Linked DNA regions of Mus musculus: all the other regions are linked to region 1. A link is a loop called in an ENCODE intact Hi-C map of the cell type or tissue named here. Cell type or tissue: left cerebral cortex. All regions are shown on one strand. Each heading gives the region's core, and the rest is flanking DNA. Links, peaks and the distances in the headings are about the cores only.

Region 1 (7,682 bases), core at 2,995-5,494:
ACAACTGAGGTCACCTGTTTCAGGCTGTGTCTGGTTCTCTATTTAAACGAGGCCAGTCTTTTGTCCAGTGCCTGTCCTGCTCTGCCTGTGATTTTTATGCATATTCTCACCAAACTGCTTGCTTGGGATTATGTAAATAAAGCAATTGGTAGCAGGTAAACAGAACAATTATGGTAGTGGCAGATGTATGGGGATATAGGTGTGACCTGTAATGCAGGAACTGGAGTCGCCACCCTCCTCCACGGGTATCCCTTTCTTCCTTTGCACTACCCAGTGAACCTGAGAAGTGTCCCAGTGGAAGGCAAACTGTAAACATGCCACCCAGTAAGCTCCTGACCCAGGCTGCACAGACTTGAACAGTCCACTAGTTGCCTCTTGAATATCCCTGGCCCATCCCAGCTTAGTCTTCAGTCTTTCATCCTATTCAGGCTTTGTAGAGCTGAGGAGAACTGCCCTCAAGTGGCTGTGAGCAGAATTCCATCCACTCTGTCTGCTCTGCACTGGGAGACTAGCTGATGAAGATCATCATGGGTGCTCAACTCTGGCTCTTCAAGGCAACAACCTCAGAGCCATTCCCCATCTCCCATCTTCCACCTCCCCTTGTAATTTCGGAACTATTTCTTTTTTAAACATTTTAATTAATTAGCTAAGTGTATGTGTGTGTGTGTGTGTGTGTGTGTGTGTGTGTGCAAACCATGTTATGTTGCATGTGTGGAACTTGCAGGAGGAGGTTCGCGCCTCTTACCAGGAGGGACACAGGGATTAGTGAACCTCAAAGCCTTTCCTAGCTGAGGCATTTCAGAGTTCTTCAGCCTCTTCCTTACATATGTTCAGGGCAGGCACATGCTTTTCTAGATAATCCCTTTGTCCCAGAGAGTGACTAGTTAGAGGCCTAGCTGCTACCCATTTAATAGTAGTAGGGAACCCTACAAGTTCTGGCATAAAAAGAAATGAGACAAACACTGTCCCTGGTTCCCAGGGAAGCAAAGAGGGGACGGTGGCTGTCATCCGCTGTCTTAGAACTTCTGCCAGGCCACACACTGAGGAAATTAACAAGACAAAACCCAAACCAACCATTTCCTGGCTAGGGGAGAGTGATGATGCTTGTACAGTCTTGGGGATAACAGAGTCTGTTTTGGGTGAAGCTCTTCGAAGGGAAAGCTTAGACCCTTGAAGCTGAGACCCTCAGCAGGCGATGCCCCAGAGGAGGAGCTCATCTAATATAACATTCGCTCAATTTCAGGGACTTCAAAGAAACCTTGATCCATCAGAATGGTGCGTGCAGTCTGCAGTCTAGAAGATCCTGGATGTTCTCATATCACCTCATGCTGTAGGAAGAGTGGCCACGAGTGTCTGCTTTGGAGAAGGCCTTGGATAAGTGGCGAAGAAAGGCCTGAAAAATCCAAAGGGCAAGAGATGTAGAGGGCAGGAGTCTACAATGCTATGGCAGAAGTTAAAGAGGAGAAAGTATGCACTCTAGCAGTGGCGAATACCACCACGGGCAGAGCCTTGAAGGCCTGGCATTGTGTGCCCACCCGAGCTCAAGGACAAAGGCTTCACAGGCAGAAGATGCGGAATGGAGGGGAATCATGAGTAGGGTACCCTGGCAGTTAGAAAAGGCACAGTGGACAGGAGTCGCCATTGGGGGGTACACTGGGCAGAGTCTCCCTTGAATCAGTCATTTTTTTGTATTTTTTTCCAGGATAGCAGCTAGGATGAGGTAGGGACCCAGAATTCAGTTGGGGAAGATGATGAACATTTACGGCCTTTCTGACTCTGTTTAACAAAGACCATATTCTCTTCATGGGTAACTCTCTATGGTTAGCCACCCTTGTTAAACAATTTTCAGGAGTTAGGCTCACAGTGTGGAAGCTATCTGCAGCGCCCAAGCAAACATCTGGTCTCGGATCACCACGCTTAGTTTTAATAGCATGTTGTCTCAGTTGGGTGTGGTTTTGTTTTTTATTGGACACAGTGTTTAGAACTAAGAACCAGGGCTTATGCTTTAAAGACCTACAGGAAAAAAAAAAGTCCCTAAGACTTCTATACTTTAGCAACTGAGGACAACTCAGTCTGGAGAACCCAAAGCCCAGAGCTAAAGCCATCAGCTCCATGGTCATCATTCCTGGTTTTAAGGACTATTCTTTGCCCTCTTGTGTTGCTGCGGTAAAATCTAAGAGACACTGTCCAGAGCTCCACCTGGTACCCCGGCTACCCTATCATTCTGACGCTCCAAGAATCCCCGTTTTCTTTTGGCCACCCTTGTGTTCTCTGAGATGCCTTGTCTGCCATTTCAAGATGGGATCACTGTCCTTTGGAAACAGCACAACCATTACTGTCTTAAAACCAAAGCAGCTTTGAGTACCCACACCAGCCCTCACATTGGGCCTATTAGCTTTGCCCTGTGAAAGGGAAAAGAAACTCAAAAGCCTCATGAAGTGCTCACTAGACTCTGTGAGATAGGAATACTCTCTTCACCTGAAATACCTAAGTGGTTAACAGTTTCTGGCGAATGGAGATATTCCTAGGTGGAGTAGCTGCCCATAAATTTCTCATGATCCTGTAGGTAACTCTAATAAAGTTATTATTATTACCAAATTGGACTTGGATGAAATGATTTCTTTGGTCTGGCATTGGTGGACTATGTGGAGTGAATACATATTTGTTCATGTATCCCAAGGAAAATAACACATTGTCCACACAGAAGGACACGAAGATAGCACAGCTTCAGGTCACAGAGAACATCTGGTTAAGAGACTCTTATGCTCCCAGGAGGGTCCAGGTCACCGGGGAATCTGCCAGGTTCTGTCCTCTGGGATCTTCAGGAACTTGTGATGTTTTGTTTCCTGTTAGCTTCTGTGGCTAGGCTTCGTGTGGCTAGGCTGGTAGATATCCTAAGATGCAGTGAGCAGTTCAGGAGACCCCGTTCTGTCCCCACCAACTTTGTTCATGAATGCCTTTTTTTGCGAAAGGTCAGTGTTCAACGAACCTAGAAACAATTCTTTGCTTTACCGGATATTTTTTACTGTTTCATTTTTAAAACATCATGGCCATCACCGTCGTCATCATCATTATTATTGTGTGTTGAACACGCAGAGGTCAGAAGACGACTTCGTGAGGTCAGTTTGGTTTTCTCTTTCCATCTTTATTTACATGGAATATAGGGCACAAACTAGGATTGGCAGGTTTGTGCTGCATGCATCTTTACCCACTGAGCAGCCTGGCCAATGTTTAATCATAACAATAAAGACAACAGCTACAGTAGCAGCAGCAAAAACAACAACAGCAACAATAGCAACATCAACAAAAATAACAACAGCAGCAGCAGCAACAACAATAACACCAACAGCAGCAGCAACAACAATAACACCAACAGCAGCAACAACAACAACAACACCAACAGTAGCAACAACAAGGACGACAACAACAAAATAACAGCAACAGCAGCAGCAGCAACAACAACAAGTGCCCCACAGCAGCAAAACCAGCCGTACCTTCAATACCAGGACAGATGGTCCTTGACTTATGATGTCTCGTGTATGAGGGCTGAACTTTACAGCATTGTAAAAGTGATGTGAATTCAGCAGAAAGCATGCTTCACATTTCAAATTTTTGATCAATTCCTTGGCTAGTGACAGGCATCATGACCCCGTCTCCAGGTTGGACAGTGTCAGTCAGCCGCAGCTCCCAGTCAGCCAGAGCATCAGCAGCATCGTGAGGAAAAACAACTGACAATGCTCAGGCAGTTGCTAAGCTGTGACATTTGGCAGTTAGGATTAAATGCACTCTGACTTCTGGCATTCTCACTATGATGTATCTATCGGCTCGGCCAGCACCTCTGAATGGTACCATCCCAACTGGTGCATTAATGCCTGTCCTTTTTCTAGCTTATCTGTCATTAGAGTCAAGGAACTTTATGTTCTAGGATACTCAGATCTGGATATTCACATACTTAAATACAGATTGCCTTGCTTTATCTAATTGACTAATTTAAATTTTTATTTTGTTTTAAAAATCACTTCCTTTGTATTTTTTTTGTAATAAGTACTTTTGTTGACTATTTCAAAATTACACAAATAGATACAATATGTTGAATACAAATAGCAAAAAGGAGTAGAATGTGACTGACACAGGGTGGTTAAGAGACATTTAAGGCTCAAGCGATTGATGCAATTTCACAAGAAATCCACTGGATGGCGCAAGAATCTCATGCAAATACGTCAGGGGTGGCTACTAGAGAATTCCATTTCTCTCACATTAAATCAAAAGTGATACAAATTGTTGTAAAAGGTGTGCATCTCCCCCACATCCTCACAAGGGATTGTATTTTTCTCCTTTTTTTTTTTGGCCTGTGTGTTGGCAAGGCACTAGTCTCCTGTATTCACGGTCAGAGCCGGCCCCTGAGTCTGTTTTCCCTAAGGTTCAATGCCAAGCCTTCAGACGTGGCCAGTTGCGCGGGGAAAATGACTGCTTTAGCTTTGGTAAAAATCTGAGGAGCAGAATTTTGAAGAATGAGAATTAAAGCTGTACTCCACACTGTGTTGAAGTTTGCCATACCAGCGTTACCGGCTCTGGGACAAACAGCACTGTCTTCTCCCCAGCGTAAAACACAGCATTAATATTAACATGGAGAAAGGGCCAAGCAAGAGAAACTGCATTGATGCTTTTATTCATTTATTTATCAGAGCAAAACTATTTTGTGTATGTGTATATGTGTTTGGTCATGTATATATGTATTCCGTGTGTGTGTGTGTGTGTGTGTGTGTGTGTGTAGGTCAGAGGTTAATGTCCAGTAGCTTCCTCAGTTACTCCCTTTGATGTCTTGTTTTGTTTGTTTTCATGGTGAATAATGTGTAGTTAAGATCAATAGCTGTTTGGAGTGTAGCTCAGTGCATGGGGCCCTGGGTTCAATCCCTAGCACCTCTAACTACAAGTCTATCTTTGGGGCTGGAAAGAAACTTCAGTGGTTACTATTGCATCCTGCTCATACAGAGGACCCAAGTTCAATCCCCAGCTATCAACCACCTGTGACCCCAGCTCCAGGAATCTAGTGCCCTCTTCTGGCCTCTGTGAGTGCCTGTGATCAATTGTGTAAACAGGTGGACACCACATAATTAAAATAAACCTTTGTTTTTTTAAGTAAAGAATTATCCGCGGGATTTAACTGGATTTCAGTGGAGCTGGAACTCCATTTAAGTGCTCCCAGATTTGTTGGCAATAGCTAGAGGACCATAATCAGGAGTCAGACGGACTTGTGCCTTCTTCTCCCCGCCAGCCTGATTGATTCTGGTTATTCCAACATAGAATTTCTTCCCAGCCTGGGGCTTATTGGCCTTGGCACCTATGACGAACAAAGTGTGTCATTGTCTTTGTCTGACATGGCTGACTTGGCAGTCAGGGGAAACTGGATGACGACATAGTGGTCGAGTTTGTTTTTCCTGGACATACTCTTGCCAAGGGCATTTGGACCACATCCAGAGTGGCCCTGCCTTGGGCTGCCAGAAAGTGGGTGACATGTACCCCTTCTCTTTTTTGTGACTGTGGACGTCTTTCTGCACCACTTTCTCGATCACGAGAGACTTTGGCTCGGAAGCTTTTGGTCTTCACTTTCATGGTTGTATTGGTCTCCACCTTAGTTTTGAGGCAGGGTCTCCCACTAAGCTTGCCAATTCCCCAACACTGCTGAGCTCGCCAGCCCCAGGGACTCCTCATGTCTGATGCCTCTGCTCTGCCCAACTGTGTATGCTTCTGAGAATCGAACTCTGGTCCCTATGCCTTTAGGGCAAGCACTTTAGCAACTGGGTCGTCTCCCAGCCTGGAAAAGTTATTTTATTTTATTTTATTTTATTTTATTTTATTTTATTTCATTTTATTATTCAGAGCATCTTCCAGATCTTAACATACTGTAGAGGCCTCAGCTGCCCGAGGTCAGGCAAGGGAAGGAGCCCTCACAATTGAAATCTGTCTCTTTTGTGTCTCACACAGCTCCTCGCCTAGGTTTCTATCCACATTTATAAGTGTGAAATGAGTGCGCAGAGCAGTTTCTGAGGTTTATTGGAAGAAACGGAGGCTGTGTAAAAAGCACAGACTGGGAACATGATGCAAAGTGGGAAGAAGCAGCTACGGTTCAAGGTCCTGGGTTCCTCAGGCTGGGGAGGCAGAGAGGCCCAGGGCAGAGACAAAATACTTGGGAAGCTCGAGGCTCCGCTCACGACCAGGTGGACCGCTCATCGTGGTGGATGCTGAAATGTTTACTATACAAACAAACACCCAAATTTGCTTTTATTTTATTTTCTAATTTCATCTGTTGCGATGCTTCACACTGCACACTTTGCTTAGAGCAGGTTAATTGCAGGATTACAAGGATGTGCGGAGGCCAGGGATTGATTATGCATGGCTCAAGCCTCCTTTGCTAAAGGAAGGTCATTTCATAATCTAAAACCATCAGCCCCTGCTGTTCCCCAAGAACTGTACCAGTTCCATTCCAAAGGTTTGCCTGCTTTAGACATAGGAAGTAGCCAAAGAAGCCCCACCCACAGAAGCTAGAGACCAGAGGTAATCAGCAGCTTCCACAGACATAGAACACCACTAAGTGTCTCCCTCATTCTTTCTTTTCTCCCAGGCTAGGATCTACCCAGCTAGCTCATGGTTGAAACCAGCTTGAAATTGACTGGCTTTTGTAAGGTTTTTGCACTTTGTTGTAGCTTCCATGTCTTTATCTCCAAGGAGCTTTTGGCAATGTCTGGGGGCACTCTGACACACATTTGTCAATAATGAAATAGGTAGGACACTATTGGCATTGAGTGGGCCAAGTCCGCGGGTGCTGCTTCGGAAGCCATATGCAAAACAGCCCTGAAACAAGAAAATATGAAGAGGAGAAGAGGTTGGAATGCTCAGTGGTCAAGAGTACTGAGGCTCTTCCAGAGGTCCTGAGTTCAATTCTCAGCAAACACATGGTTGCTCACAACCATCTAAAATGTGATCTGATGCTCTCTTTTGGCATGTAGGTATACATGCAGATAGAGAACTTATACATAAAATGAATAAATAATAAATGAATAAATCTTTAAAAGGGGGTACCTGGAGAGGTGGCTCAGTGGTTAAAAGCATACTGTCTGCTCTTCCAGATGTCTTGAGTTGAATTCCCAGCAACCACATGGTAGCTCACAACCATGGGATCTGATGTCTTCTTCCAGTGTGTCTGAAGACAGAGACAGTATACTCATGTACATAAAATAAATAAATCCTTTGGAAAACAAAGAAAAGAAAATACTCGGCTCAGATATCAACAGTAAGGAACATTAGAAACCCTGGTTTGACTGGAACACGGTCAGGTTTATTTCTGTACTGTATCTAGCTTCTACAATATGCCATGACAATGATATTAAGCAGCTAAGACCAAAATACTCTGGTCTCCAAATCCTGTCATATTTTCTGCCTGCCCCTATCTGACAGAAGTGCTATGGTCCCCGAGACCTAAAACATTTCTGTCTGTCCCAGGAAAATGTTTCTGATTTGAATCGAGAGCATCCTTTAAGAACTTCACACAAACAAGAAAAAGAGTATTCTGAAAATGTGTCTCGCTATATCAAATATCCCTCAGCAATCCGTTGTTTCTACCACATCTGGTGTTGTATTTTAGTTCCATGGCTTTCCCATTACCCCTCTATCATATCTTTTTT
Region 2 (7,682 bases), core at 3,495-5,994, 480 kb after region 1:
AGAAATCTATCTGTAGTCTGAAAGTTGCTCAGTTGGAAGTATACAAAGAGCAAAAAGCATGAGGCACCCACCCCAATACCCACTTATTGACAAATCTTTCAGGGGCAGATGTAGGTAAAACTATAAATCATAGGCCGAAAAGGATGGACTCTGACCCCACAGAGCCTTTAGGCACTAGTGACCTTCCTCTGTCATCGCCGGGGCAGGCTTTCCAGTCCCATGACAATCTACACCTGAACTTTTTATGCCCAGGGAGCCATTTTCCAAACTGCTAAGAATTGCTGTCTTTGAGATGCCAAGCGAGCAAAACCCAGACACTCCCATGCCCACCCCCATTCCCTGGAACACTAAGCCTCCTCCACCATCTTTAGAGGGCCTCAGGTATGTGTTCCTGCGTGTACAGGGGTCGATGAAAAGGCGCCCTGAGAGAGCTGCTGACAGGGAGCTCAGGGACCCCATGTTTATCTTTACCAACTTTTGTGTTCCCAGATCCCTCCGCACAACCTCAGTGAAGGAACAGCATGATGTGGGAACCCGCGGCTTCCCTTGACCCAGGTGAAGAAGGTAAGAGGAAGGAGTGGATGCCCTGGATGAAAGAAAAAAAGGGGGGAGTGGTTGTCTGTACCCTTAATCCCAGCAGTGGGATGCAGAGGCAGAGGCAGGTCCATCTCTGGGAGTTCAAGGCCAGCCTGGTATACATAACACATAACATGTTCCAGGGCTACAGAGTGAGACCCTGTCTCAAGGGGGAAAAAGACATTACCACTTCCATCTAAAAGATATTCAGAACAAAACTTGAGGTTTGGCTTTCCTAAGGGACACACATCCAAGGTAGGTCACAATAGAAGCCAGGGGCCTGTGAGATACCTCTGACAGTAAAGGTGCTCGCAGCTGAGCCTGACACCTGAGTTCGATCCCCAGGGCCTGCATCGTTGAAAGGCGAGAACCAGTTCCTGAAAGTTGTTTTCTAACCTCCACACATCTGTCATGGCACTCCTCCCTCACCTCCCCCACCCTGCACCCTCACAAATAAATACATAAGTATAACTAAAATAAAATGTTTTTAAAGGTGCCAGAGCTCTACTTTAAAAATTCCCATGATTTTGTGTTTACGTATGGCCAATATCTAGGTTTGGGTTTGTTTACTGGTTCAGGGGTATTTTTGTAATTTTGCCAAGAATGAGAGAACATTTTTGGATATCAACAGAACACAGAGGCAAAGCCTTTAAAAGGCCGAGCCCGGGCTGGGAGCTGAGTCCCGGAATCTCCAGTTGATCTCAGCCCCTCCGGAACTACTCACAGCCCCTAGTCTGCACCTCAGGCACTTCTAGGTCTAATGTTCTCCCTTGCACACGGCCTCTTGCAGAGTCTCCACGCAAACTGTCTCTCAAGTTCTATCCAGGTGAGGAAACAAATAACACACTATTGCCCTCGATCTCTTTTGAGACGCTACGAGCAAATCATACGCTACCCCTCTTCACACTTCTTGGGAGCTCATCTGTCTGGAAACCCACTTTCAAGGAATGGAAAGGCACTGAAATGCCTGGAGACAAGACATGACTTCCCTCCAGTCCACCCGACACCCTCTCAGAGTCACACACACACATACAGCCCGACACTCTCTCAGAGTCACACTGATGGTCTACAGCACGTGTGCCTCACTTGGAAAGCCAGTATCTCGTGAGGGAGGGATGGTTGCTGCTCCTTCCTCTCCTTAGCCCATTCTCCCTGGCATGCAGCCTGAAAGGACCAAATTCTCCACTCCTTAGATGTCTTTTCAAAAAAAACAAAAATTAATAAAAGGTTTTGCAGTTGCCAGGCCTTGAAGGCTAGCATCTCCAATACTCCCACCCAGCTCGGAAAGGGACCCGGTCGGAGGCCTTTCCAGACTGTCTACAGCTATTTCAGTCCAGTTCTGCTCAAGGAGCAAGGTCACTTGTGTCTTTTGAAGTCACACACAGCTTCCTTCCACAGTCAGTCCTCTCTCTCTCTCTCTCTCTCTCTCTCTCTCTCTCTCACACACACACACACACACACACACACACACACACACACACACACCTCTCTAGCTCTTCCTGGGGCAGGGAGAGAAGGAAGTGTCCCATCCTATAACTGCTGTGGTAGTGGCATGCAGGATGGAGAAGGGTGGGAGTGAAAAGAGAAATAAGGGGAAGGGTAAAAAGCCAATCGGCAGCACCACGATGGGGGTGTTAATTGGATACAGACAGACAGAGAGACAAAAGAGGATTAAAAAGGGGGGGGATCGGTTTTTAAACCCTCCTCCAATTATTTGATTGAACTCAAGAGCAGATTACACTTGGTATAAACTTAGCTGAGGAGTGCCAGAGAAAGCTATTAGGTGCTAAAATTCAAATTCACTCACAATTGCAGCTTGCTCCCAGGTGTCTCGGACTCCTCTCTTTAGTAAATAAGGCTCTCTTTTCACCTTTCCTGACTTTTAAACTTATGATTTTTTTTTTTTTGGACAGAGAAGTGTAAACATTTTTTAAAAAGAAAAATTTTAAGTATTTATTAAATATTGCAGATCTTTTTTCCTCCTTCAGAAAATCAACATGTTTGACTTTTTTCTCCTATTCTTCAGTCCCAAGAAACCCATTTTCCAGCCCACGTAGACACAGGCAAAATGCAGCCTATCGCTAACATGTAAAAGGACAAGTGACAGTTCTTTAAAAGGAAATTTGATTGTAAATGACCCAAATTCTGTATTTAAAGCAGCTATGGTCCCAGACTGACGATACAGCTGGAAGGCACATCTGTAAAGTTTGTTGCCGTGGCTCTCAACAGGGTCTGCATGAGGCTGAGCGCAAGCTGTAACCTGAATATTTTGTTGGCATTTTATTTTTTACCTTAGCGTTTATATTTTAAAAGCATAAAGTATCAAAATAAACACTTCCCCACACTCAAAAGCAAAACACTCAAGTTCATCTACTTTTCAAAAATCCCAAAGTAATTTCTGACTTAAATACCCATCAATCAACTATAATTCAGTCCGTGCAGCCTGCCTTAGGTATCATGCACGTGTTTTTTGTTTTTGTTTTTTAAATACCAAAAAGGTTGATCAGGCATCTCTGTAAGTTTTCCTATTTACCTCAATCTTCCAACTAAATCAATAAAACCCAAGAAACAAAAGCAGCAGCAAGCCAACACAACACACCACACACACACACACACACACACACACACACACACACACACACACACACACACCCCAGCTCCTGGCCAGAGTACACAGATCTGCTCTACCCTGAATGGCCTCAGCAAGGCCACTTGTTCAGTGCTGTGGGCCTTGATAGTCCCAATAAGAAAAGTTCCAGGACAGCACAGAAGCATGTGACCTGGTCTTTTAGACCACCTTTTTTTTTTTACTAGTTTTGGAAAAAGAGAGGGAAACAGACAGACAGACAGACAGACAGACAGACAGAAACGGGCACTGAAATGAAAGACTTGTGCAACTTTCCAGACACTTTGCATTCATTACCCCAGGGCATCAAAGGCATGAAGATACACAGGCAGCCCAGATCCTGAACACAGAAATCACACGGTTCTTAGTAATAAAAGCTGATTTTAAACACAGTACTGTCTGCTCTACCACTGACACCTCCGTCTGTTCCCTCTCTCCAGCCTCCCAACACTCAACTGGAAGAATAAAAGCGAGTTCCTGCTCCCCCGAGTCAGGAATCCTCTCCATAGAATCTTGTTTTGTACCCCTCTTCACACAGGAACCATCACTAATTACATTACTTCATAAGCTATCCTTTAAGGCATCCTGTATCAATAACACATAAAACTTCAAATAATATTATTTTTAAGACTCCAACCATATTCATATTGACAATAATTTAAAAAAACAACAACAACAACCAACAAACAGATTAATATCTTCCAACCATAAGAACATCATTTTGGCCAATTCGACAATTTCTCCCCACTTCCACCCCACCCCCGGCACCGTAGCCAATATTAATCATGGGCGAAGTCTTCACTGCGCACCTGAATCGGACCTCTTTTCACAGCCACCCACTTTGATCTACACTACCTCAGCAGGTTTTAATTAGGAGATGAGAATTGAACACTTGGGCCATGATGTACAAGTCGGTGACCTCAGTGGTACCCTTCCCAATAAAAATACAGAATACAGTATCTTTAAAGAGAAACTCTCCTTCTGTCCCTTTAGTTCCGATTCCTTCTTATTGTGACTCTACATTTCATGAACCGAGATTAGAAAACAAAACAAAACTCCAACTTGATGAGAAACAAAACCCGCCATTCAAAGTGAATAACCACAGAAGACTTCAAACGAGAAGGAAAATTAGGAGAGAAGGAGACACATAGGCACACGAGCCCCCGGCTTCCTTCTCTGAGCTAATAGAAAGAAGGAAAGAAAGAAAATAACAAGACAAAATAACAAGAAAAACCTAAGAGGCACACTGAGGAAGAGCTCCTTTGATATCGGTATGCACAATCAATACATCTCTCAAAAGGCGCCTCTCATGGCTAAAACGACGCAATTATCAGCTCTGCAATAAGGTTAGGTCCTGGCACAGGCACCTGGATGATTCAGAGGTCTGGGAAGCCTGTCTCAGGTGCTTTGTCTGCGTGTTCCATCCCCTACAAGCACCATCCAACAAAGGAACTATTTACTAATTTCACAGACATTTGAAAGACCTGAGTAATTGCATATTCAATCAACAGTGACCCCTTGAAAAGATTCTTTTTTTTCTTAACAGAGAAATCCAGAGAGACATTTAGAGAGACCTTTAAAAGGAGAGACGTAAGGAAAGCCACCTTCCGCAGCCTCCCCCCTTCCCATGTGTAACTATCAATGTATATCAACCGAGCATGCAATCATATCTATTGTCACTTTCATTTATGTCATGCCCTTGCTTATATGGTTTAGATATGAATTATTGACTGTTATACACCTTGTTGTAAAAAATAAATAAATATACGGGATGGCAGGTACTTTGCCCGGCTTTAAAGTGGGCGAGAAAGTCAGAGACCAGCAGCCGCTCCCTGTCTGCATGCACCCCCCCAGTCCCTCTTTATGCCCTGGCGTTAGATCGCCTTCCCCACCCTTTCTTCTTACAAGGGAGCGATTTAACCCACTTTGGAAAATTAAGGACCAAGATAAAGAAACAAGAGGACAGTTGCTAAGTGGCCTTTCTCCGCACATCTGTTGTTTAAGAACACCTCTGATTGATGACTGCGATTTTTTAATTGTTGCTTTAAAATTTAAATGCCCTCCTGGGATGTGTTATAAGTGTGTTAGTCTATGATATGAGGCTCAGAAAGTAGCAAAACAAGAGAGGGAATGATCTCTGGATAACATAGTGCCCTAAATCTAAAGAGGGTCGGTCCCTGCTAGAAAAACCAGAGGCCATTCAAAAGCCCGTTCACCTAATATTGAATTGGACATTCCACAAAGGTATTCCAAGACACTCTTTTGAGAACCTCAAGTTGGTGACTCTGTGTAAATACAAAGAACAAAGTGGCCAAAAAAGAAAGGAAACAACAGCTTAGCTCTTACTCCCCTGCCCAACAGCAGGGGTGAGAGATGGGGGTCAGTCATTGTAGACAAAAATCTATTTCTTCAGGAAATGGATTTTTACATTTGTATTTTTCCCCCAAAGGCATATCATTCTATAAATTTCCCGTCCAAACCTCTGCCTTAGCCCCAATTTCAAAAAGAGTTGGGGCCAGATTTAAAGACAACATACTGCTTGAAAGCGGCTGTCAAAGCTGTTTCCCTTTAGAGAAAGCAGCCATGGACTTCCCTGGTAGCGCTTGCATTCTAAAACACTAAGGTCCCAAGAACAGCAGAGGAGCTGCAGGCTCAGCGGGTTTAACTAGCCAAAGAAAAAGGCCCAAAGGTTGGAGTTTTCATTCCTACCTGTTTTTTCTTTGATTTCACACAACACATTAAACAAGGCAGGCTTCATTCTGTGGCAGTTTAAAGCATGTTTTCTGCAAGAAAAAACAAAACAAAAACAAAAAACAAACACAACAGCTTAGGTGGACACTCAAGATCAAACTGATAAGGTACAGAGGGGACCTCAACACTTAGCCAAAAAAAAAAAAAAAATATACACCAAGCCTAACTCTATGGCATGCTTCAGTTGTTTTTATGACTTAATATACAAAGTCCCACCATAGCAAAAGAAGCAATGGTAATTAGCAGTGAGGGTAGGGATTTAACTACAGAGCAGAAATAACCTAAATTATGCCCATTAGGGAAAGGGTTTTTCTTTTCATCTTTCTTTCTTTCTCCCCTCCACCCCTTAGTAAGTGGTTAAAACCAAAGTGGAATTCTTCAACCAAGAATCCTACCCAAGACAATGAATGCATCAAGGCCAAATGCCTAGGTTAACAGTTCTGTATAATCTCTGTAAGGGCCATAGCCTAGGAGCTGTGCCTCTCCCTCTGTGTGTCTGTGTGTGCGCGTGTGTTTTCAAATTTAATTCATCCATGTGTTCGAATTCATTCTGCAGACGCCCTGTCTTCTCATAAACATAAGATGCTTGAAAGGTCTTGTGAGTAGAACTGTCAATTTATAAAATTTCAGTCCCCAAGTTAAAGAGTATGGAAATGCATTGCCAGGGGGCAAACATACCCAGATGGGGAATAAATTCATTTCTCTGTGTTCACATTATGGCTCTTGTGCGCACACGGCTTATTTGCAGGTGTTGAAATTCAATTATTTACAATTAGGACCTTGCACCCACTGGGGAAAAAATAAATACAATTTTGCCTTTTAGATTAGTGATTTACCTGTGGTTGTGCATGTTTGTACTGGGAATGCACTTGAGGGACAGAACAATGCCCTTCCTTCTAGTTTACTATAGACTCACTTAGCAGAATGATATTGTTTTGGAAACAAAATACTGATGTTATCAGCTACTAGCTAAGGGAATTCTGTTTACTAACTAAATGTATGTGTAAAGATAAGCAGAAACCCCCGGGCACTCAAAACACATTCAATTCTTTTTCAATCAGTTTTAAAGTTAAAAAACAAAACAAACCAAAAGAAAAAACAAAACAAAACAAAACAAAAAAAAACAAAAAAACAAAAAAAAACAAAAACAAAACCCCACATCCTCCAGAGAGGCAGGGATCGCATCACAAACATGCTCTGTACAATTGTAACAGGGGAATAGTAAACTCGAAATTCAAACCGTACATACACACAGCATCTAAAATAGTTATGGCTTACTTTCTGAATTAACAAATATGCACTTCAAATGTAGAACTAGTAAGAAAGAAAAAGAGCTTAATAGTCTAAGTAGTTACATTTTTTCAAGAAAAAAAAAAGGTGGGGGGTTAGCAACCTAGTTCTCAGAAGGGGTTAAAAAACAGAATGTTCAATGTATTTAAGATCTTTTCTGGGTCTTTAAAAATACTTCCCACTAGTCTTTTTTTTTTTTTTTTTTTTTCACACACAGGCCCAAATGCAAAGAATTGGCAGCTCATCTAGAAGCTTTGCCTCCCCACGCTACACAAATGGGGTTAGAGAGAGACAACTGGATTTTTCCCCATCCCCAAACTGCATCTGATCTTTCTCAGCATCTAGGCCATTAAAGGGGATACCCGCTGAGAAGAGTTTGTCGTCAGTTTCACAAAAAAGAGAGAGCAGAAAAGTAGTGAGGACCCACGTTCACTGGCCT
Region 3 (7,682 bases), core at 3,495-5,994, 250 kb after region 1:
CCAGAATTCCGGACTTCAAAATCTACCCAAATACCTTTTCATATATTAACCTTTTATTTACAATCTCCTTCCATTGCCATTTCTCCTTTGAAATTACTGAGGAGATGGCACACAATGTAATAAACACTCTATGTAAAAGTTTGAGCACTTATCCTCAAATCTGCCTCGTGATTTAGGCTGTTAAAAGCTGAAGAAAATACAGAAAAGCCCATTTATAACTTTTTCCCGTTAAGACATTTATCTTTTAAAATTCCATGCTATTGCACATCGACAATAGTGTTTTCTTTGCTCTCCGTATTAGAAAGGGAACATTACAAAGGGTTCCTCAGCAAATTATTTCCAATAACTTAGGCACAACTGGAAGGCTTAGCTCAAGTTTTCCATAATAATGTACTTTGTGCTCAGAATAGTTATATGAAGTTTAAGCTACCAGAAAATTCCTTAGAAAACTGTAATCAGACTGACATTCCATAAGAGCCAACATAATTCTTAAACACAGAGTGGGGGTTAAAATGCTTACTTTTCTCTTTTTAAGGGCTTTAGGAAAGAAAAATAGTTATGGATTTAGTAATGAAGGGAGCCCACAGGGCCCTTCTAAGGACTAGTCATAAATCATCTAAGCCATCTGTGATGCAGATATAGCTGGGACAGGGAAAAAGTCATTTTGATATCTGTTTTGCATTATGATAACCTCTGCAGGACTGTTGAGTGCATTTTTGCTAATATTGACAGAATTATACTTCTTCCAAGGAGATAAGTGAGAATGTCTGCCTCGCACCGCAGTTCACCTTGTGATGCTGGGTTTGAAATCTTCAATAATCAACCAGATAGGGAATGAGGAAACTGTGGTTATTGGTCCTGTTAGCCTGGACCTTTTATCAATCATACCACAATGAGGAAGAGCAACAATGGCCAACAACAACAACAACAAAACCTTCAAAAGCATTCTCTTCAGGGCAGCCTGACCTTAATAGCTGAGTAACATAAAACTGGATCAAATTAAATAGTGTCTTATGATGCCAATGTTTACAAAGCCAAGGGCTCTCCTCATGCCTGATTCCAATTAAACAAAAGAAGGTCATGGTAGTATAGCCCAGGGACTTGGAGAACCCAATGATAACAAATTAATGCATGGAGCAGCTCACAGAAGAAAAGTGTGTGGTGCCCTAAGGTATCCAGTTACAAAGGCAGCATACGGCACAAAGAAGCCCCATCGTAAACAACCAGACTGTGAGGCCGACGTCATCATATATACTCTATAGAAACCTCAGCCATCATATATGCAACCGCATTATAAATCAATATATTTGGATTTGCTAGTATATTATTGGTATCACCGGACTTAGAAGGACACTCCACATTCCAAATAAATGTGTTTTGTCTGTTATAGAGTAGGATGACTTCCGATACTAAACATATTAAATAAGGAAACTTTTGTTTTCCCTTTCTCCCCTCCAGAAGTATGCACATGTTTTCTGCAGCAAACAGTCATAGAGGTTATACTTCATATATTACTGACTTTTTATTGGAATCATGGAGGTTCAGAAGTAACAGAACAGGGCATTTCTAAAAATGTACTTCTATGCCAGCTTAAAGTCTGAATTTAGTGTACAATGCATGTTCACGGAAAAAAATCTTAGACCCAGGGCACATGATTGAGGTTCCAGTATGAACACTAGAATTGGAAAAGTTTGGCTTAATAGCTTGTAATTTTTCCTGATAGTTTACATAAGGAAAACCAATTAAAGAAAACGATAAGGAATAATATCTCTAATCAGCTTCTAGGAAATACTGTAGCCTGGCCCTGGAGATTGGAATTTGCCAATGAGACCTTTGCTAGAAGAATATTCCTGCCCAGGAGGCACGCCAGCACATGACCCAGACACAATGGGGACAGCAAGATAAACAAGGATGAAAACATCATAGGAAAATCCAAAGGAACTGCCTACATGTTAAATTTGATCAGTGATTCTAGAGGTCTCATTAAATCCAAACAATATACCTCCATTTTAAGTTAAACATATGCATTGCAATGCAAACTTGCAGACAGCCCCACCTTAAAAAGCACACTGTCCTTTGGATATAAAAAGATAAAAAACCTGAATTGTCACTGACAACAAATGATAATTGCAGTATAAATCGATGAGTCAAAACGCATACGCATCAAAACAAAATCTCAAAGTAGGGAAAACGAATACACAAATGGAGAATAATCCCCCCAAATCAAAGAGGAAACTAACCCGCTGAGTTGGGAGTAGAGGGCGAGTTAGCTTGGCTTCCATGGGCTGACACATTGGTGGCTGTGACAGCCGTTTTGGCAGCATAAATATTGGCTTCCTCTTGAAATTTACCTATGTTCTTCTTGTACCGGATTCGCTTATTTCCAAACCAGTTTGATACCTAGAGCAGCAGGAGAGAAGAAGGGAGAATTAGCTCTTCAGCTATCAGAAGACGTGGAGAAAGAGAAGGGTCCCCGAAGGGATCGAGAGATAGGGCAGGATAGTGTGATCTCACCCTCGAGGAAGCAAAAGTAAGATCTTAAAGAGGACCAACTACCTACTGTGGGCTTGCTAAAATTCCACAAGACCACTGTGAATACGATGCCCCTGTGCAAGACTTGCTCACCAATGCTAGGATTCCCGATTTAGAACAAGTATTTTAAATCTTTAAATAAATCTACATTTATTTATGACATTTAAATAAATGTATTAAGAGAAATGCTTGTTCTTATTTATTTATTTATTTATTTATTTATTTATTTATTTATTTATTTAGAGACAGGGTTTCTCTGTGTAGCCCTGGCTGTCCTGGAACTCACTTTGTAGACCAGGCTGGCCTTGAACTCAGAAATCTGCCTGCCTCTGCCTCCCAAGTGCTGGGATTAAAGGCTGGTGCCACCACTGCCCAGTATGCTTGTTCTTTTTAAAGCAATGCTAACACTGACACTGTGCAATCAAAATGCACAGACCTTTAAAATGTCCACATAAATCTATAACAACATATGGATGCTTCCATGCATTCATTAATTCAGAATTTTAGAAGTTAAATGACCTTAATATGGACTTTTGAGTCTTAACTGTATTGTGCCGTACAAAGCTTGATCTTATGTATGAAAAAAAAGACCAAACAACTGACTCATACAGCTAATTATTACTTTGAATTCCTGCTTTTAAATGTTCAAAGCCAATGAACACGATAAACCTAATTTACTTCCTTTTGTTAATTTATTTCCTTCCTGTGGCTCACAGCAGCTGTCTTGGCTCCAGTTGGTACTTCTTCTTCATCTATACAGAGACTCTTACCAGGAAGGAGTCAGGACATACACTGACATTTACCCCAGGGGTCTTGCCTTGGGGAGGGATGTCTAAAGCACCCTATGTTCTAGCGGTGATTCTGGACAATACTGTTGTGGCTTTTATTTAGTTACACAACAAGCTATGAAAACAGAACTGGGAAGAACAAATTGACCCCACATATAACACACATCACTTATAACTCCCACTCTACCCTTCATCAACAATGGCAGATAAAGAAAATGTAAGGTTACCAAAAAAACAAAAAAACAAAAACAAAAAACAAAAAAACAAAAAAAAAACAAAAAAACAAAAAAAACAAAAAACTACACTTAGTTTTGAATGCATTCAACAAAGCTAAAACTTCAAAGGCCTCGCTATCCTTCAAAGGCCTATGTGGCTGACACAATAGCAGAAATGCCAAGCCTTTGTTACAAAAATCAAACTGTACCAGTGCAATATTAGTAAACAAGAGAGAACAAAATTCAATAATAAACTGCTTTATTTGTTGCAAATGCAGAGAAACAGAGTTAAACTGGGGGAGGAGGTGTGCCTCTGAGCTCGGTTCAGGACGACGCCACGTCTAACTGCACTTTGAAATTCAAATTTCTCTTGATCTAAGTTTCACCGTGCATATGAATCAATCATAATTATCACTGGTTATTGATTTATATGTGCAACAGGGAGGGAGGGAAAAGGTAGGTACGTGTTTCAAAAGTAACTGGAAAAAAGACAGAAAAGATGAAGGTAATTTAGGGGACCCTTCCAGGAAGAAAGGGAATGACCCAGGTCCATTTCTAGTAGCTGTATGTGGACAAACAAGAAAGGAAGATGTGGTGGGGGAGGGACTGCAGGAAGGATTTCCTGTTTAAATGAGAAGAGACTTGATTTGGGAATATGTTAGATAGGTCATGGCACTTCCTATAGTGTCTACATAGCAGTATCTTCTACCTCAGATAATACGTAGAGTTCACATTTCATTAATTAATACTCAACTGTCATAGACTAAAGGCCTAATATGAGACGGGCTCTAGGGATGCATACGGATGAAGTAGCATGAGTCAGACAACAGAGAAAGAATAATAGGTTTTTCTGGGGACTGTTTGATTTACATCTCAAACATGTTATGTTTCAAGAGCCTATGGGCAGAGCCACGGCAAAATCCAGTGGGAAGTAAGATACATGAGTTTAGTGTTCCGGGACAAAAGCCCCATCTGGATATTCAAATGGAGTTACATTTGTAGCTGTGAGTGTGTAGAACGGTGCTTTTCCGAGTTAAGCATTCACAGATGGCTCGTGAGAGCTGATTCCAGAACCTGCTTGCAAAGATTTAGATACAGAGCTGGTATAAGACACAAGAGTCCATATTTCTCATAGGTCACAGGTGACGTGCTGGTGGTATTACTGATGCTGCTGATGCTGCTTTCTGAGGACCACACTCAGAGCAGCACTCATAGGGGTGCAGGGCTCTTTGGGGAGCATGGGGAGAAGACAGTTATCAGAGGCATTTCAGATGGATTCAGGTATATGAGCCTATTTTTGTTGGGGGTCACGGGAGAAACCAAGAGCTTTTTAGCACATGTTAAAAAAAATTGTGACTGGAAAAAAAAAAAAAGGTGAGCAAGGTCCACTGGCTGGAGCATGGACTGATGAAAGCTAAGGAAAGAAAAAACAGTTGTAGGGTGGAGGGTGGAAGGGAGAGGGAGAGGGAGAGGGAGAGGGAGAGGGAGAGGGAGGAGAGGGAGAGAGGGGACTTCAAAGGACTGAATGGGGCTGGCCCAGGGGAAGAGAGGAAATGCAATAGTAGTACTAAGAAATAGAGGATGGCTGACAGCTCCCATGAGGTGAATATTAAAAAGGGTGGCTAGTGAACTTCTACCACATGAGGAAACTTAAGAAAAATAGTATACATCACTAAATATGAGAAACATAGACAGCTTTAACATGTATCTTCCAACCAGCCATGCTTGGTAAATGGTATAATAAAGACTCTCCAAAAGTAAGAGTTCTCTAGAATCCCACATTGACCCTTGCCAAAAAAATGAGCCCCCAGCCTATTAGTCTATGAATAGCATCATGCTGTTTCTCAGCAGATTTTGCCTCACAATGTGGAGCAGCTTAGCCTACCTGTTGTAATTGTTACTGTGATGGTGGTGGTGATGGGGTGTGTGTTGGGGGTCGGGGGAGGCAAGAATTGCATGGCCTTGGAATAGATAGGAAACAGATGAAAGGAGACACAGCATATAAATAATTCTTTTAATGAACAAAGTATTCAGCACTTGGCTTTCCACCATGAAGGAGGTAGAGGTTGCTAGAGCTAATGCCAGTATCGTTAGCTACAACCTGACTCCAGAAGGCTTCTTCCTCATTTCTAGATAAATTTAAAATCTGGAATTATGGACTTTGCCTTGAGTCCATGGAGTAGTTTAGAGGACGCTACCATGGGAATTTACTGAGGTGTGTGGTTCCCGACGTAAACTCACTCGTCAGATCCACCACCAGGAGCAAGGAACATCATGTCTTCCCGTTATATAGACAAGAAATCTAAACCTAGACTGAAATGGGAACAGTTCTAGAAAAACAGGAGACTGGACTAGTTGAGTCTGACTACTGAGGTTCTTTCTTTAAGCGATGTGACTGGAAAGGACCTTCAGCTAGGTCACAGAGCCACTGAAGGCCCATATGCATGCTGCCTTACCTAAGTGGGTGTTTCCAAAGACAGTCACTACTGTAAGGAAGTCTTCTTCTCAAATCCAGGGGAGTATGTAATTTTTCTTATACTTTTTTTCTAGGCTAAAGTAGGGGCTCAATACTGCTTCTTTTTTTATTTTTTATTTTTTTATTCTGCTCATGTTAAGAGATTCCATGTGCATACAACTATTGCATCATGCATCTTTCCACGTCAGTGGAGACCTGTTATAGTGAATGCATTCTGGAGGAAGGGACACTCAGTGCCATTCCAATGGAACCAGTGGCATTCTCAATTCCTTCTCCAAATCAGTTATTCCTTGTAGAGTCAGAACACTAAGAGAAAGCATTGACATCCCTTTCATTCAAGTAGTTTGGGTCACCAACTCTTATTAAAGTTCCTGGTTTTGGAGAAAAAAAAAAACTGCTACGGAATTAGAAGGAACGGCACGGAACGTGCGGGTATTATATAATAAACACTTCCATCCAGGAGGAGCCTGTCTCTCTTTGCACACTGTATTCTAAATTTTCTCTTCCTTTGGTTGTTTCCCTTGGTTGGGCTTTTAAACTCACCTGAAAACTGTCTCACAAGTACTAAGAGCTTACCTTCCTCTTTCAAGGCTCTCCCTGGTGGATCTTACAAGGCCCGAAGGCCCAAGAAAAACCTCCAAGACCCCCCTGAGGCTCCATCAGGCAAGGCCACAAGCTGGCTCTTCAAGGGTTTCTCACCTGGGAGACTGTGATGCCGCACTTCTTGGCTAACTCCTCTTTGGCTTCCTCACTGGGGTAAGGGTTGCTGAGATGGGAATAGAAATATTCATTCAGAATTTCTGTGGCTTGCTTGTTGAAATTCCGTCTCTTCCGCCTTCAGAACAAGAAAGGGAAAGAGATGAGAAAGAAGGTCAAATTAGGCAAACGGAGAGCAGGCTGGCTTCTAGAAGAAGAGACAGCTTTGAACAAAGGTTGAGTTCAAGTTAATCTGCAAAAGGGCCAAATGCCCAAACTTCTAAGCACATTTGCTCTGTAGTTCGAATGAAGGGGAGAAGAGAATTAAATACATCTGTACATTCAGGGCACCTTGGGTTTAAATCCTAGACCAGCTAGATACCAACTGGGTGGTGACTGAATGTCACCTAAGCATCAGTTTCTTCAACTGAATGTATAGAGTTCCAAGGTAGTGTACAAGGACCATGTACAAGAAGGACTCAGAAGAGTATTTAGCACCAGACAAAAGCCAAACTCAGTGGCTGCATTCCAGGCCCTTCCTACATGAGCAGGAACGAGTCGTTTATTCCACCTGTGACGTAGCTGGAGCTATTCTTATCCACACATCATTTTTTTGTTAGTTAGTTTGTTTGTTTTGTTTTTCAAGACAGGTTTCTCTGTGTACCCCTGGCTGTCCTGGAACTCAGTCTGTAGACCAGGCTGGCCTCGAACTCAGAGATCCACCTGCCTCTGCCTCCAAAGTGTTAGGATTAAGACATGCGCCATCACTCTCACCACCTCCACTGCCACTGTTACCACAGCCTGGCCCTATTCTAAGATTAAATACTGTGTTCTAAGTCACTCAGCAGGTATGGTATGGAGATAGTTCAGGTCTGCCTGGCATACAACTCAGCTTCTTGCTTCTATACAAACTGTGACACAGAGATTCTGTTAAGCCCCGAATTAAAACTAAGTTATCATTTTCTCTCTATTCTA

The links. Peaks named below come from ENCODE experiments on the same cell type or tissue, not always from the same donor. Only the 100,000 strongest peaks of a DNase experiment are listed, where the experiment ranks them.
Region 2: it touches region 1 in a loop (9-fold over the local background); 6 of 42 quality-filtered maps call a loop at or near these places.
Region 3: a loop joins it to region 1, with 4 times the contacts of the local background. A loop is called at or near these places in 7 of 42 quality-filtered maps.

The regions. Positions count from the first base shown.
Region 1 is chr1:167,937,939-167,945,620 of GRCm38, forward strand. No RefSeq gene overlaps it. Among named protein-coding and RNA genes, the nearest start is that of Lmx1a, 250 kb to the left of the region's middle. In left cerebral cortex, for the core only: CTCF peaks have their summits at 4,192 (motif pointing right) and 5,062 (motif pointing left); DNase peaks (open chromatin) are centred at 4,315 and 5,417; H3K4me3 peaks cover 386 bases.
Region 2 is chr1:168,421,958-168,429,639 of GRCm38, forward strand. Pbx1 (pre B cell leukemia homeobox 1) reads right to left here. Exons shown (of 9, transcript NM_183355.3): 2 at 5,912-5,985. Among named protein-coding and RNA genes, the nearest start is that of Pbx1, 6.4 kb to the right of the region's middle. In left cerebral cortex, for the core only: no CTCF peak of the experiment used is centred there; DNase peaks (open chromatin) are centred at 3,578, 4,543, 5,054, 5,244 and 1 more place; H3K4me3 peaks cover 2,500 bases; H3K27ac peaks cover 2,500 bases.
Region 3 is chr1:168,189,038-168,196,719 of GRCm38, forward strand. It overlaps Pbx1 (pre B cell leukemia homeobox 1), which reads right to left. Exons shown (of 9, transcript NM_183355.3): 5 at 6,711-6,846; 6 at 2,241-2,400. Among named protein-coding and RNA genes, the nearest start is that of Gm51671, 150 kb to the right of the region's middle. In left cerebral cortex, for the core only: no CTCF peak of the experiment used is centred there; a DNase peak (open chromatin) is centred at 4,515; H3K27ac peaks cover 503 bases.